2 separate regions of the Homo sapiens genome follow, and region 1 is linked to region 2. A link is an interaction called in ENCODE POLR2A ChIA-PET data of the cell type or tissue named here. Cell type or tissue: Caco-2. All regions are shown on one strand. Links, peaks and the distances in the headings refer to the core of each region. The heading gives the core; the rest is flanking DNA. Region 1 overlaps ETV6 (ETS variant transcription factor 6). Region 2 has its middle 150 kb from the start of BCL2L14.

The links. ChIA-PET counts read pairs that join two places held together with the same protein. Peaks named below come from ENCODE experiments on the same cell type or tissue, not always from the same donor. Only the 100,000 strongest peaks of a DNase experiment are listed, where the experiment ranks them.
Region 1: POLR2A ChIA-PET joins it to region 2 with 7 read pairs; 2 of 35 experiments call an interaction of 5 or more read pairs at or near these places.

The regions. Positions count from the first base shown.
Region 1 is chr12:11,704,948-11,707,864 of GRCh38, reverse strand. The region is part of intron 1 of ETV6 (ETS variant transcription factor 6); the gene reads right to left. Among named protein-coding and RNA genes, the nearest start is that of ETV6, 57 kb to the right of the region's middle. In Caco-2, for the core only: no CTCF peak of the experiment used is centred there; a DNase peak (open chromatin) is centred at 1,194.
Region 2 is chr12:11,915,690-11,918,606 of GRCh38, reverse strand. No RefSeq gene overlaps it. Among named protein-coding and RNA genes, the nearest start is that of BCL2L14, 150 kb to the left of the region's middle. In Caco-2, for the core only: no CTCF peak of the experiment used is centred there; no DNase peak of the experiment used is centred there.

The sequences.
Region 1 (2,917 bases), core at 143-2,642, 210 kb after region 2:
AGTTAACAGGTAAATATGGCCCTGTGAGGTGACATGCCAGGTCACTGGACGGAGAAGAACCAGAGCCAGGGATCACCACTCCATGGCCAATGCCTGTGTGCCATGACGTTCTCCAGGACCGATCCCCTTGGCCACTTGCCACATACGACTCGGGGCCTGTGTACCTGGCACTGAATCAAAGAAAGGTCCCGATTAGAATCCATAAATCTACATGCAGGAGGTTAGAGGGGAGAAATTGAGAAGAAAATCATTCTTTCCATACACTAAAAGGAAAATCATCAGTGGCTAAAGCAATCTGAGAACACCCATGCTTCCGACATTTCTCACATTTAGAAAAAAACGCCCCATGATGACAGAATTCTCAACACCAGCCTGCTATTTGGAACTAAAGGAACAAGTGGGAGCATGAAAGGGATCGATGGAAACGCAGTGCACAACTAGGATTTTCAAACAATCTACATCCAGCTCAGGTAGAGAAGCGCTGCGATTCCCACAGGTGTGCTCCCATTCTAAGCCAGGAGACCACCTCTAGCAGGTGAGCCTGCCTGCCACAGCAAGCCTGCTCATGGGAAATGAGCCCGCTGCTCAGGATTCTTTATTATTTTTAAGACTTCCCATTTGAGAAGCAGGGAATGTGATTTTTTTTCCTCTCCAACACGTTTTTTTCACGTCTAGCCTCCTTTACACAGCTGCTCTTCTTCAAGACTCTGCAATTGAGCGCTCTTGTTTACTTTCTTCTGAGTTCCCTGAGGTTTGATTGTTGAGGCCTGTGCAAGTCAGTGATTAGCATTCTGACTTCAATTCCTTCTTCAGAGTCAGCCAAAGGAGTCCAAGAAGTTGGCCACAACCACCCCCTGGGAACAATAGACCCTTTCTACAAAATACAGGTTTGTCTTCCTTTTCAAATACACAGGAGTTGGTCCCCTGGCAGAGAGGTCTACCTGACAGTACAAACTGTTCGCTGTGAAGTAGAGGGCTTTCCAAACAAGCAGCATCAACCTGCAGGTCATATGTGCACCAGAGTAAAGATTTCACCTCGATTCCATTTACAGAACTCAAAAGGTAAATTGTACGCCCCATCTGAAAGAAAACAGATATGGCTAGGAATGCAATCGTCCTAGAAATACCTGGCTTGTAACAGTCGGGCCCTGCAAGGGCAGCTGGGGTGTATGATGCAAGCCAGTGCTCTCCCACCCTCTCCACTTGCCTCTTATCTGTCCTGCTCACAAAACAGTGCAGGTGGCCCTACTATCTCCTAGCACCTAAAACTGAAGTCATTAGAAAACTCAGTAACCTGCCAGGTAAGGAGGGCTGCCCCTCATGGAAGCTCGGAGCACACTGATTCACTATTTAACCTATGAAAAACAGACAGCAGCCTCTAAAAGCTGAAATTCACATCATGCTCTCTACTCTTTTTTATTTTTATGCAGGACTGTTTTACAAGAAACAATCTTGCAATGTGATAGTGCTGGGCTCTTCCAGCGAAGAGAAATGGAGTCTAGTCCCTGCTCTGCCCTTTACTAAACTGGGCAACTTAACCTCTGTGCATCTATTTCTCCATGTGTACAAGGACAGTAAGACTGCCATCCTGCTTTTCTCACACGGTTATTATCAGGATAAAATGAGATAGCAAAAGCAAATATTTTTAAAGCTGCACTGCAAATGAAAGGCGTTGTTATTTTCATTCCTTTAACCAACTGGGAAGCCAGGCCTGAGGACATCAAGAACTCAGATGCAAGGCTGATGCACCTCAACAGAAGGAACGTTCGCTTCCTATCATCCCCATCCTAAAGAAGTCCTGGCAGGGGACCTCTGAGCCACTAAGACCAAGGCCCTCCAAAGATTTGAAAACCATCAAAGTTCAGGGGGTGACCCCCCCAAAATGGAGCTCCTGCCGCTACAATAAGTCTCTCAAAAGGATTCTGGAAAAATCTAGATTCAAGGCTCCTGCTTTCATTTCTCTGTGCCTCCATGGATATTAAAAGCACTTAAACACAGGCAGCTGAACTGACTCCTGGCCTGCTTTCTCATGGTGGAGAGAGTACAGTGGTGGCCAGAGGGTTTGAGTGGGCAGACAGGGGCTTAGGGTTGTCTCAATTGCCTTCTCATCTTTCCCTTGGAATATTCTTTTCATTATGAGGGCACCCTGTGGTTCAAGTCAAATGCCCGAAAAATAATGTGCTGTTTTTATTATGTTTTCTTCTAGTATTTTGTTTTACCCTTTTGTTAATATGTTAATGTATTAAGTCAAGTGTCTAAGGTCTGGGATATTATATCCTTAAGTCAGACTACAGCAGGCTAGACCAGACTAAATCAAGTTATTATTATTTTTTGGCTACTCAGGCCGAGAAGAGTCGAACAGTCCAAAGCAGTTTGCTGCAAAATTGCTCCATTATCCCAATGCAGATAATCTAATCGAAAGCCGCTCGAAAATCATCTGAAGGCCAGGGCAGAGAATATAAATAAAGGAGTCAGATGCCTGAAACACACACACCCCTCCAGAGATTATTTATAAACCAGGAAACCTTGATTTTTTGAGAGCCTTTGGCTATTGTAGAAAAAATTAACAAACCTGACTCAGTGGCAAATCATCCTGAATTGTTTCCCGGAGCTAGCATGTTTGAGCACCGGCCCACTTCATCTCCTGTTTTTTAGATGACGTTATGTGTCTCCTGTTCTTAGCACACTATTACGTAATGCAACAACAGCAACAGAACCAAAAGGCCTTGTTAACTTTAGTCTTTGCGTTGTACATTAAGTCTCTAGACACGCTCATCCTGTGCACTTGCCATTTTGTGTCCTTTGACCCACATCTCCCCATTTCCACCGGCATTAACCACTGTTTCATTCTCTGTCTCTGTATTTGAGCTTTTAAAATAAATATTTCAGATAAAAGTGAGATCATACAATATGTTTC
Region 2 (2,917 bases), core at 259-2,758:
GAGCTTGGCAGAGGCTGGAGGTCACCTCAGAGGAAGACTGTGGTCATAAGGACTCATACTCTGGAAGCCAGTAGAGGAGCAAGGTAGAATCTGAAGGAAGATTCCAGTAGGTGACATAATTAAAGCTGTAGGTGGGTTTCAGAACTAGAGACTGGTCCTAGTATGCACAGGTGTTGCCTTTACAAAACTGGACAGATCACTACCACTTGAGCTGGATTTCATCATAACATTTGCATCTGGTACTCTATCTCTGTTTCTAAGGGGAGGAAAAGGAGATATTTTATAACAGGGAGGAGTAAGGATGGCTGTGAGGATATAGGGTCTACTTAGGTAGCAGGGCTGATGAACAATTTTAGTCATTGCTGAACTAGTTTATCTAATGAGTGGCTGGACAACTGGACTGGATGGGGTACAACCAAGAAGAGGTCAAAATTATTTAGAATGCATTGTCAACTCTTTCTTTTTCTCAGTGAATCTTGCCAGTGGAAAGATCGACTTACATGGATCAAGGAAGGACAAAAGTGCCCTTTAAAAGCAATATGTTTACATTTGATCTATTCAGCCTGTTGAATATGAATTAAATCATTAACAGAAAGTCTTGGGTCTAACAGGATCTCTTTATCTGGGGGGTCTGATTTTGGTTTTTCATGTCCTCAAGTTATTGGCTGTTCTCTTCCTCCAACCAGACAGACCTGCCTTAGAAATAGGACCACAGAAGTCATCTGCGGTGATGTGGAAGAGCCCAAATCGTTAAGAACTCTACCCCCTACTTAATTAAGTCCCCCAGGCCACCAGGTGTGACTCTTGGCTGTTGATTTATGCATAGCTCAGATCCCAGGTTGCCATTCCCCGTCTAGACTTGGTGATTCAGATGATCAGATTAGCCTTACATCCTGGGTTCATTTCTCCAGAGCTCCCACAGGGACAGTTAAGTCTTGATCCTCTTCCCTGAGGGTCTTTCCCAGTGGCAAGGACAGTAAAGCATGGATGTCCTGAGTCAATCACAGTCCTGCCTTCCTGGAGCTTAAGATATTTGTTTTGGGATAGGAAGCAGGCAAGGAGTACGTTAATAATTAGGCATCATATCAGAATCCAAATAACTGTCATGGAGAACCAGTATCCATAGAAATAAGCAGTCAGTCATCCAGTCAAGCACTTGTTATCAGAGCTAATTTTGGGCTAGTTGTGGTTTGAAATTTAGTATCTAGGAATGTTAAAAAAAAAAAAAAAAAAAGGGATGGGTGCAGTGGCTCACACCTGTAATCCTAGCATTTTGGGAGACAAGGGTGGGAGGAGCACTTGAGCCCAGGAGTTTGAGACCAGTCTGCACAACATAGGGAGATCTTGTCTCTACAAATAATAGAAAAAAATAGCCAGGCATGGTGGCATGTGACTGTAGTCCCAGCTGCTCAGGAGGCTGAGGTGGGATCATTGCCTGAGCATGGGAGATTGAGACTGCAGTGAACCGTGATTGTGATCATTCCACTGCACTCCAGCCTGGGTGACAGAGTGACACCCTGTCTTAAAAAAAAAGAAGAAGATAGTCTTCCCTCTTTATGGCTGGAGTGCCCCACAGTGGAAAGAGCTATAGGAAAAAAACTGAGCAAAAGCTTCCTGTGATGTGATATACATCCTACCCAGTGATGGATCTATGATGAATGTCTTAGCCATGTCATATACTCCAAATCACTCTGTTACTTCCCCCTCTACTACAGAATTGAAAGTGGGAAACTAGGCATTGGGAGTTCACAAAGGCATCAATATGCTTTATTTAGTTGTGAAATAGACAAACAGAACTCTTTTTTTTTGAGATGGAGTCTCACTCTGTTGCCCAGGCTGGAGTGCAGTGGCGTGATCTCCACTCACTGCAAGCTCCACCTTCTGGGTTCATGCCATTCTCCTGCCTCAGCCTCCCGAGTGGCTGGGACTACAGGCACCCACCACCACGCCTGGCTAATTTTTTTGTATTTTTTTGGTAGAGATGGGGTTTCACTGTGTTAGCCAGGATGGTCTCGATCTCCTGACCTCGTGATCCGCCCTCCTCGGCCTCCCAAAATGCTGGGATTACAGGCGTGAGCCACCACACCGGGCCAGAACTCCTCTTTTTGAGTATGGAAATCTGGTTCTGCTTTTGCAGGCCACCTTTCTGACTGAATTATGCACTCCTATGATATCAAGTGTTAGATGGCTTGGGTATGGATTTAATGATACTCACTTGGATGGACCAAGGAATGACCTTGAAGATATGTTTTTTAAAAGTAATATGTTTACATTTAATAGGTTCAATGAATGAATATTTGTTGAGTCATCAAAGAGGGCTGAGGTTTAATGAGATGCTTTTATTTTGTTGGATATAAGCAGCTGAGACTTGTAAAAGAAAGAGATGGTTTTTATGATAGAAAAAGGACTGTCAAAGGCAATTCGAACTATCTGGGAACAAATAAAATTAAGCCTTTAACAGATACTTGCCCCTCAAAGTATGTTTTGGAATCTGGTTGATGGATTACTCTGTATGTAAGTCATTAAAATTTTATATTGAAGGCATTATTTTCTATCATACCTCTCTGCTCCTGAAAGGCCAGCAATCCCAGAACATAGAGCAACATCTTTCATTCTACAAACAGAAAAAAAATGACTTAGATCCTGCTACTTCCCAAGTGCTGTACTACACATCTACCATGTATTATTTTATTTTGTCATTATATAACAGCTGAAGGAATTATATATTGCCACTGTTTTAAGAGAGATTACACAGCTAGTAAATGGCCAACCCTGACCCCAAAGCCTTTCCCCAGAGGGAAAGGTAATAGGACCATTTAAGGTGAAGTTGTGGGCAGAGGGTAGGGAGAGGAGCAGACTAGGTTCTAAAGGCAAAATTTACCTATCCACGAATTTGCATAGGGCCAGTTCTCTTCTG